2 separate regions of the Homo sapiens genome follow, and region 2 is linked to region 1. Evidence: chromatin contacts called from ENCODE Hi-C data. All regions are on one chromosome and are shown on one strand. Each heading gives the region's core, a stretch centred on a gene start or an enhancer-like site at or near the end of the contact. The rest is flanking DNA. Distances are from core to core; before and after follow the strand shown. Region 1 overlaps ABCC4 (ATP binding cassette subfamily C member 4 (PEL blood group)). Region 2 holds the start of CLDN10-AS1 (CLDN10 antisense RNA 1).

What was found. Hi-C counts contacts between places; a loop is a spot of excess contacts on that map. Pooled maps may share reads with other maps.
Region 2: a map of MCF 10A shows a loop between it and region 1 (9-fold over the local background). The contact joins the promoter of CLDN10-AS1 here to the enhancer-like site in region 1. A Hi-C loop is called at or near these places in 1 of 168 maps with a recorded cell type or tissue (MCF 10A), 1 of 37 single-sample maps with no recorded cell type and 8 of 50 pooled maps.

What each region holds. Positions count from the first base shown.
Region 1 is chr13:95,183,396-95,188,010 of GRCh38, forward strand. ABCC4 (ATP binding cassette subfamily C member 4 (PEL blood group)) reads right to left here. Exons shown (of 31, transcript NM_005845.5): 11 at 3,306-3,497. Among named protein-coding and RNA genes, the nearest start is that of SNORD13G, 25 kb to the right of the region's middle. Within about 2 kb of position 2,661, at least 2 of the 41 ENCODE cell types and tissues checked have a DNase peak (open chromatin) inside an H3K27ac peak, as active enhancers do.
Region 2 is chr13:95,532,527-95,537,088 of GRCh38, forward strand. CLDN10-AS1 (CLDN10 antisense RNA 1) reads right to left here and starts at 1,384. Exons shown (of 4, transcript NR_046533.1): 1 at 1,172-1,384. It also overlaps a transcript of CLDN10 not described here. RefSeq lists an enhancer at 2,769-3,063.

The sequences.
Region 1 (4,615 bases), core at 1,411-3,910:
GCCATCTAACACCCACCATTGACACGTGGATTTGAAAAGGAGTCGGCAAATGATCTCATAACTCATTAAGAGGATCCCTGGTTTCTTCCAGTCCCCTGCTAAACAGTCATAAATGGCATTTGAGAATGGTAGCAAAATTTCTTGGAAACCATCTCATCCCATGTCCTTATTTCTCAGCAGAGACATCAAAAGCCCAAGGCAAGTAATGTGACAAGTCCAAAGTGGACACCGAGCTGGTCGTGCGCAGTGGCTCATGCAAATAATCCCAGCATTTTGGGAAGCAAAAGCAGGTGGATCACTTGAGGTCAAGAGTTCAAGACCAGCTGGTCAACACAGCAAAACCCCATCTCTACTAAAAGTACAAAAAAATTAGCCAGGCATGGTGGCGCACACCTGTGACCCCAGTTACTCAGGAGGCTGAGGCAGGAGAATCACTGGAGCCTGGGAGGCGGAGGTTGCAATGAGGCGAGATTACACCATTAGACTCCAGCCTGGGTGACAGAGCGAGACTCCATCTCAAAAAAAACCCAAAGTGACAGCGAGCAAATGACAAAGCTGGGCCAGACTCCTGCTCTGTTCGACTTCTCCACCACCGGAGGCCCACCGTCCTACCGAGGATGGAACCATGCACAGGGGGCCAGCAGTCCATGCTTACACACATCCAGGAAGGAACCAAGAAGTCGCCATGCAGCCCAGCCCTGAGGGGACCCCATTGCCACTGGAGTCTGCCTGCCACGCAGAAGCCCGCAGGTGCCTGGGACACTATCCGAGTTACTGGGCCAGTCCTCAAAGGTGGCTACGGAAGAGGCTGAATGGCAGCCACTGTCCTAACCCCCACTTTCCCCCAGAGACTTTCTGATGTGGGAAGGAGCAAGGCAGAGCTGGGTGACCTGGGACCTGGAGTCTCATGTGGGTATCAGAAGCTGAACAGGTAAAAAGGGAAGGCTTGAAAAACATTTTGTCCCACATTCTACCTTTTTATCAATCACCTAATTGTTAAAATAGTTTTCTACCTTATAAACACCCCCAACTGAGAGGTGCCTGGCAGAGGGGAAAATGGAATCTGGAGCTAGGCAGGTATGGCTTTGAACTTGAACTGCAAATGTTCAAGTGAGTCATTTTATCTCTCCAACCCTCCACTTTACCAGCCAGAAGCAACATTCAACTCTTGAAACCACAGTCTTGAACAAATCATTCTTAAATTCTAGAGTTTACTAGTAGGTTATCTCCAAACTGACAGATTAGTAGGTAAAGAGCAACAAAGCCTTCCCAAGAAAGCCCTGTGTTGGTCCCAAGGACCTCACTTCTAACCTGTCATAGAGAAATGATGGAAGAAAAGAGCTGAAAGACAAGGCCCAGGTTGCCAAGTGCCACCCTTCCATTGAAAAATGGCGTACCATCTTTCCTATCTCCGGGGCCTGGTCCATCAGCAGTTTCTTGGTTATCAACTGTAACTACCAGTGGGGGAAAACTAGCAAAATTTGCCATCTGTTTCTCAACTCCCTAAAACATGATACACTCCACTCACTGCAACACACTGAAATCACCTTGTATATTCTCCTACTTTGACCCTATATTTCTGCAAAATTTCTCTAAAATGGATCTTCAGGGAAGCAGGGGACAGTGGGGGGACACCAGAGCAGGACAAGCTGAAGTATAGTAATTATTTTAGGGAAATGTTAGCAATTCTGTACAAACTTTGAATAAAATGAAAATTTTACTTTAAAAAAGCGAGGCTAGCAATATCAGAAAAATAAACAAAATGAGGATAGCAATAGCAAAGGCACTGGGAAATCATGGCAAAAGATTAAAACTTTACACAGCTTTGTGTGTGCATATGTGTGAGCGTGTGAGACAGAGAAAAAAAAATAAGACCTGGTAGGATCTGAATAACTAGGAGCTTGCCTTAGCGCATCTTTTCCTATATAGTGTATACTATTCAATAAAAATCTAGCTCATTACTGCTAACTTAATGTCATTTCCGAAAATGCATCATCTCTCATTAACAATAGTCCAGGATGAAGAAACAGCCCATTAAACAAGCAATGATTTCTCTATCCAAATCGCCAGCAAATACTACTCACCTGATTGACAGACTCTGATATTCCAGCCATTGTTCAAGCAAAATTACTCATTCCTCACAAACCTGGCTGGAAGCCTTCTGCATCACACCTGTGACAGTCTGTGGCGGCCTTTTCCAGACAGCATAAAAGAACAGTAGGATGTCCAGGCCACACTGCACAGGGCCTGGGGAGAGCCCTTTAATGCCATTATTCACTGATTTTTATGGCCCAAAGAAGGTAACATAGTATTTATCAGTATTTACCATTTTTTCTATCTTCTAGAACTTATAGCCCTCTATTAAGTATGCTCAGTTTTCATCAACTATCCACCAGGTTTATGAAAACCTCAGTGTACAATCAAACACTTCATCTTTTCTGAAAACAATCACTCTCTTGGTGAAATGATACACAATGAAAAATAAATTTTAAAACAGTTTCCTTTAAATAATAAATTGCACTGTAAATTTATCCATGTAACCAAAAACCACCCGTACCCCAAAATCTACTGAAACAAATTTTCTTTTTTAAAGGGAGTGGAGAAGGAAACCTGTGGTTTGAGAGGGACCCAAGCAGGAAACATCAGCCAAGTGCACGGTGCAGACATCTTCCGGAGTCTGACGCAAACCAATGGGTAATGAGATACTAAAGCACTGTAATCTCTGCCTAGCCGGTTGATGATAGCAAGAAATTCTGGTGATTTTTTTTCTTGAGTGAGATGTAATTTTTTTTCAAAAGTGTTCTTATCTTCTAGAGATAAGTAATAAGGTATTACAGATAAAATACAATTACAGATAAAATACAATTGAGGCCAAGGGTATGCATCAGAAGAATCTGGGTTGGGGGTGGAGCTAGCAGAGGGCCAGGGGAGAGACGGAGTTGAATTGGCTACAAGTTGATCGCACTTGAACTTGAGCAATGGGTACAGGCAGGTTCAAGACACCCTTCTCTCCACTTTTGCAAATTTTTATAATTGTCCATTTTGAAAAAAAGAAAAGTTAAAAGTAAATAAAACTTCACAAAACCAACCAAACCCCCGAAATTCACCCTGTAAACATCATTTTCGCATCAGACGTAAAAGGACAGAGCGTGTGTGTGTTTATTTACTGGGAGGACCGCCTTAAAGTATTAAATAACATTCAAAGGTCTTTAAAAATTAAAAAAAAGTTAATAAACCTTGTTGTTCAAGTGAACACTAGTATTACTGGACATTCGAGTACATGAAATCCAAAAGTCATCACTCACCTTTTTCAGAGCACAAGCCTTTATGACTTTTTCATATCGTTCCTTTTCGTATTTCTTCCCAAATAAAATATTACTCCTCAGAGTTCCCGAGAACACCCAGGGCTGCTGAGACACATAGGCAATTCTTCCATGCACGCTGACCAGCCCGTGACTTGGGGCCAATTCCCCGAGCACGGCACTTAACAGTGATGACTGAAACAGATTGTAAAAAAGCACATGTTCAGTCAACACTCGAGACAAGAATAAGCCACTGCAATGCAGCCTTGCCCAGCCCTGGGAGCTTGAAAAACACCATTCATTCATTTAAAAGAGCACAGGAAGTTGTGATTAAAAATTGGAAATAACATAATGGTCCACATAAACTAGTAGTTTATAAGGAATATTAACAAAATAGAGTGTAACAATCTACTCTGCCCTAATGAGTTTCCCTAAATGAGTTTCATGCCCCTAAATGAAATGGTACACGGAACAAAGATCAACTAAGAATGTTTACAGCAACAGAGTAGCCAAGCATGACATATATAGTTCATATATCCAATACTGAATGCATTGTTCCTGCATGCGGGTATCTTTTTTGACAAAGAACTAATCCTAGAAATGCTGTATGTAAATAACATATCCTGGCCAGGTGCAGTGGCTCACGCCTGTAATCCCAGCACTTTGGGAGGCCGAGGCGGGTGGATGACTTGAGGCCAGGAGTTCGAGACCAGCCTGGCCAACATGGTGAAACCCCATCTCTACTAAAACTACAAACATTAGCCGGGCATGGTGGCACGCCTGTAATCCCAGCTACTTGGGAGGCTGAGGCATGAGAATCACTTGAACCTAGGGAAATGGAGGTTGCAGTGACTCTAGATCACGCCACTGCACTCCAGCCTGGGTGACAGAGCGAGACCATGTCTCAAAAACTAAATATACATACATACGTGAATAAATGAATGAATAAATAAAAATAAATAATAAATCCTGTGCACTAGGAAGGACTTTTATTTTTAAATACCCAAGAATCGTGTCTCTGAAGAGCAAACTTCAATTGTTAAACCACCCTATTTGTTATACACCTACAACTAGATTTATTGCGTTGCTTTAGAATATATGAGACTAAGTCTGTACGCACGTTTCCTTCACATCTTCTACAATGCACAGACATGACGTGTCTGTGCCCCCCACTATCAGAGCACTTACGACACTGAACTGAAATCACCTGTTTGTATATCTGTCTCACCCCAGATACCAGAAACTTCTGGAGGGCAGTGGCGTCTGGGTCTTGATTACAGGTGTATCTTTTACTCCTAACACAGGACTATACA
Region 2 (4,562 bases), core at 134-2,633, 350 kb after region 1:
TTTCACACATGGTTAGTGGGAATATAAAATAGTACACTTTGAAAAATGGTGAGGTAATTTCTTATAAAACTAAACATACACTTACCCTCCCACCCAGTAATTCTGATCCTAGATATTTACCCATGATAACATGTTCACAAAAAAACTTGTACAAGAATGTTCATAGCAGCTTTATTTGCCCAAAACTGGGAATAGCTCACATGTTAATCTGCAGAAAAATGGATAAACAAACTGTGATAGCTTCAGATACTGGAACTCAATTCAGCAAAAAAAAAAAAAAAAAAAAAAGAAGACATGAACTGCTTATATGTGCAACAACATAGATGAGTCTTAAAACATACTGAAAGAAGCCTTATACAAAAGAGTACATGCTGTTTGATTGTATCTAGATAAAGTTCTAGAATAGATAAAACTAGTCTACTGTGGAAAACACAAGAAAAACGGGGGGAGTGGGATCGACTGGGAAGGAGTATGAGAGAACTTTCTAGAAAGATAGTGTTTGTTTCATTTACACAGATGTATGCATTTGTCAAAAGTTAGTGAATGTACACTTAAGATTTATAAATTTCATTGTATGTAATTTTTACATCAAAAGAAAAACTAAATATTAATATCTAGCTAGTGATATGCTTGCTGAAGGATTTAGGAGAAATTGTACTGAGGCCTGCAATTTATTTTTAAATATTCCAAAAAAAAAAAAAAGATTGATAGAGGGAGGGAGAGGGGGAAGAAGAGAGACAGAGCGAGAGAGCAAAGCAAATAAAATGTTTATGGTAGAATGTAGGTGTTGGGTATGATATATGGGGTGTTTACTGTAAAATTCAACATTGCTATATATTTTATAAAGTTTTATGAGAAAATGTTGGGGAAAACAAAAGTAGATTTTTAGAAGAAAGAACCAGTTTTCAATAATCTTTAGATATAACACTCCCCTAATACATTTCACAGAATTGTTTTCCAATGGGACTATTTGATAATAAATAACTAATTTGTTCAATCCATTAAAAAATAAATCACGCTGGTATCTTGAGTCTCTTCTAGTAATTGTACAGGTATAAGAAGGTGGAGGGGAAAACCTGTAGGTCAAATAAATTAGGAAGTATTTATTGAGCTTTTACTATCTGCCTACCCGGTGAGATACAGAGACATCCAAGACTTAGTTAGATCTTACCTGCAGGGGCCACACTCTCACTTGGCAGCCATGAAGAATGAAGCAAAGGTCAGGCCTGCGGGCAATGCAGGGTAAGGATAAGGACCCACATGCTCAGCAGTACCTTCAAGGCCCCAACCCTGCTTCTCCCCTCCACTCTGATCTTCTCTCTTTCTCCCACCACAGGTCCCTCTACCCAGACTCTACCCAGAGCTCTGTCTGCCAGGCTCTCCTCCCCGGCACCAGGCTTGAGTATTCCGCCTCACTCACCAAGCCTCAGCCCCCGCCCATTTCCTCAGGGACATGCTCCCTGACCCAGAGCAGAGATCACGTTCTTTGTTATACAGTTTCAGAGTACAGTAGTCCTTTATTAGAGAGCATTTGATTCAGTTTATAATTACATGGTCACTGAGGGATCGTTTGGGTAATGTGTGTCTCCCCTACTAGATTTTCAGCTCCATGAGAAAAAGAATTGTATTTCCTTTTTAATTCTCATTATATCCCCAGCAATTTAGCAGCATCTGCTATGTAGAAGGTTACATATGAAAACACACAGAAAGCATTGGGTGTCTTTTTTTTCCTTCAAATAGGAAAGAAAAAGAAGAAGAAAACATGGTTATAACCATATGAAGCTACTGCCAGGACGATATGTTAATAAAATAAATTTAAGAAAAGATTTGTTAAAATCAAAAGAGGAAAAATATTTGTAGAATTATAAAATCTTATGTGGTAAGGGATATTGTGGGTCATCTGGTCCACCTAAGCTTAACTATACTCCTGTCAAATGTATGAATATCTTTAGTAAATATCTTTTGTTATTTTACATTTTTAAAAATAACTTTTTATATCAAACCGTTAAAAATTCAAAAAAAAATCAATTCTCCATCTTCAGAAACTGATTGTTATATAAAGAATTTAGTATAATGCATGATTCACAGTGATAGTTATAATAACTACTACTAGTAGGAGTATTACCAGGAAACCTCTAAGTTGTAGTGCATCATTTTGATAAGAACATGTGTTTTGGATCATTTAAAAAAAGGGGATTAAATTATAACTCTGCCTCTAAATGGCAATACATCTTTGAGCAATTTTCCTAATATCTCCAAACTTCAGGGTTTTTTTTCTCCTGGCATTCAATAAACGGTAGCCAATCATGGTTATAATATAACAACAACAGTGAGGATGAATAAGAATCTGTGTTTATTCTCAAAGCGCTCACAGCTCAGCAGGGACATGGATACAAACTCCAATTCTGCGCAGTAAATGCAACAATGGAAGCACGCCACCAAGAATGAGAGAGTGACTCTCAGGCCTGGTCTATTGGGGGAGGAAAGAGTTTTTTTAAAAAGTAATTAAAAGGAATTCTCCAGGCTAATTAAGCAAAAAAGGCATCCTGGGTGGAAGAACACTGCCATGCATGCTTGCTATGATCCAGCAGAGTATTCCAAGGTGCAGCATGGCAGGTGATGGGCTGAAGATCCTAGGATACCTTTTGTGTCATGATAAGATACACAGATTTCATTCTGCAAGTAATGAGGAGCCCGTGAAGGGTTTTAAAGGGGTAAAGAAACAATCAGGCTTATCTTTTAGGAAAATCAGCTGGGGAGTCATATTAGAAGGGGTGAGCCCTGGGGCAGGAAGACCAGTCAGGCTAGTGGATGGAAGAGGTGATGAGGGTCTAAACTGGGAAGAGTAGTGTGGGCCTGGAGAGGTGAGAATGACTCATGGCAGTTCAGAAAGAGTGTCAACAAGATTGAGTGATGAGGAGTACAGAGGGAAGAGCGCCATCCAAGATGACTCAGGAACACTCATAACTTGCTTGGCAGACTGAGTGGGTAGACAAACAAATATGGTTCATGGTTCAGTGGAGAAAATACAGAAGGGAGCTGCGGGGGAGGTGGGGGTGAGAGGTTTAGTTGTAGACATAATTGAGGTCTCCATACCTGCGAGCCACCAGGAGAAAGGAGAAGATGTCCCATAGGCACATGGGACATCAGAAGAACTGATTCTGGGTCAGGGAATCCCATTATGGAGCCACCAGTTGGTTCAGGGAAAGACTGTGATGTGAAAAGGGGTAAGTGCCAAGTACAGAATGCTGGAGATACCAGCCCATGAGGAGACATGGAGACGAATCGTGGAACAGGCAGAGAAATCTAGGCAAGAATGGGGCTATGGAAGCCGAAAGAATAAAGTATTTCACAAAGAAGGAACTGAGCAACTATGAAAAAGGTGCAGAGAAAACAAACAAGATAAAGAATGGGGACTGTTCACTAAGTCAGGTAGCACAAAACCACTTGTCACTTTTGCCTATGGTGTTTCAGTGGAAAGGGAAAGGTAGGAAAGATGGCAGTGGATGGAGAAGTAGATGGGTGGTGGACAGAGAGACTGTGATACTGTAATAGACAAGTCTATTGAGATGGTCAGTTAAAGAAGAAAAATGAAGAATATGTTTTAAATGTCTCTCAAGATATCTTTAAATACATTTGTGTATTTTCCTAAATTTGAAAAAAAAAAAAGTCCTTAATATCTGCTTCATCTAAGCAGAAAGATCACCTGAGGTCAGGAGTTCAAGACCAACCTAGTCACATGGTGAAACTCCATCTCTACTAAAAATACAAAAATTAGCTAGCATGGTGACATACACCTGCAATCCCAGCTCCTCTGGAGGCTGAGGCAAGAGAATCGCTTGAACCCAGGAGGTGGAGGTTGCAGTAAGCCGAGATCACGCCACTGCACTCCAGCCCAGGCGACAGAGCAAGACTCTGTCTCAAAAAAAGAAAAAAGAAAAATCATCCAAGGGACAATTTATCCTTAACCATACAAAACTTACAGCCTCAAGAGGAAGATGAGCTTTGGCTACTGTTTTCTAGAGAAAATTGGTCCTAAAAATCATTACTTTGTAATGATTGTCACAATTTCTCAACACATCTTGATTAAAAGAAAACGATAGATTCCTAATTCAAGGCGCTTCATAGTGCCATCTATGCGTTGCAGTTACAAAATCTTCACCTTCTAGTTCTGTTAATACTGGCTTTGCAATGTCCTCACACCTGTTCTTTCTCGTCCTTTCCCACGGTCCTTACAATAAAACTGTTTATTTTTTAAAAACTGCATGCCTTTTTAAAAAAAAGTTCATATTGAAATGTCTTAACAATCTTTATCCAAAAGAGGGCGCAAATTTCTCATGAAATATAGTGCGGTATTTTACAAAATGTCTTTGCTGCTAGTGGTATTTAAATTTCACAGCTGCTGTAAGTTAATGCAGAAACACTATTCCTGCAGCATGTGCATGTGAATCCTGTCCTGTTGTGTGTGTGCTAATTAAGAGCCTTTTGCTTCTTTAGAAGAGTTTCAGAGCAGAGCTAAGGCTTGCTGAAGTAAAGAAGTAAGTTGAAGCTAACATTTTTTC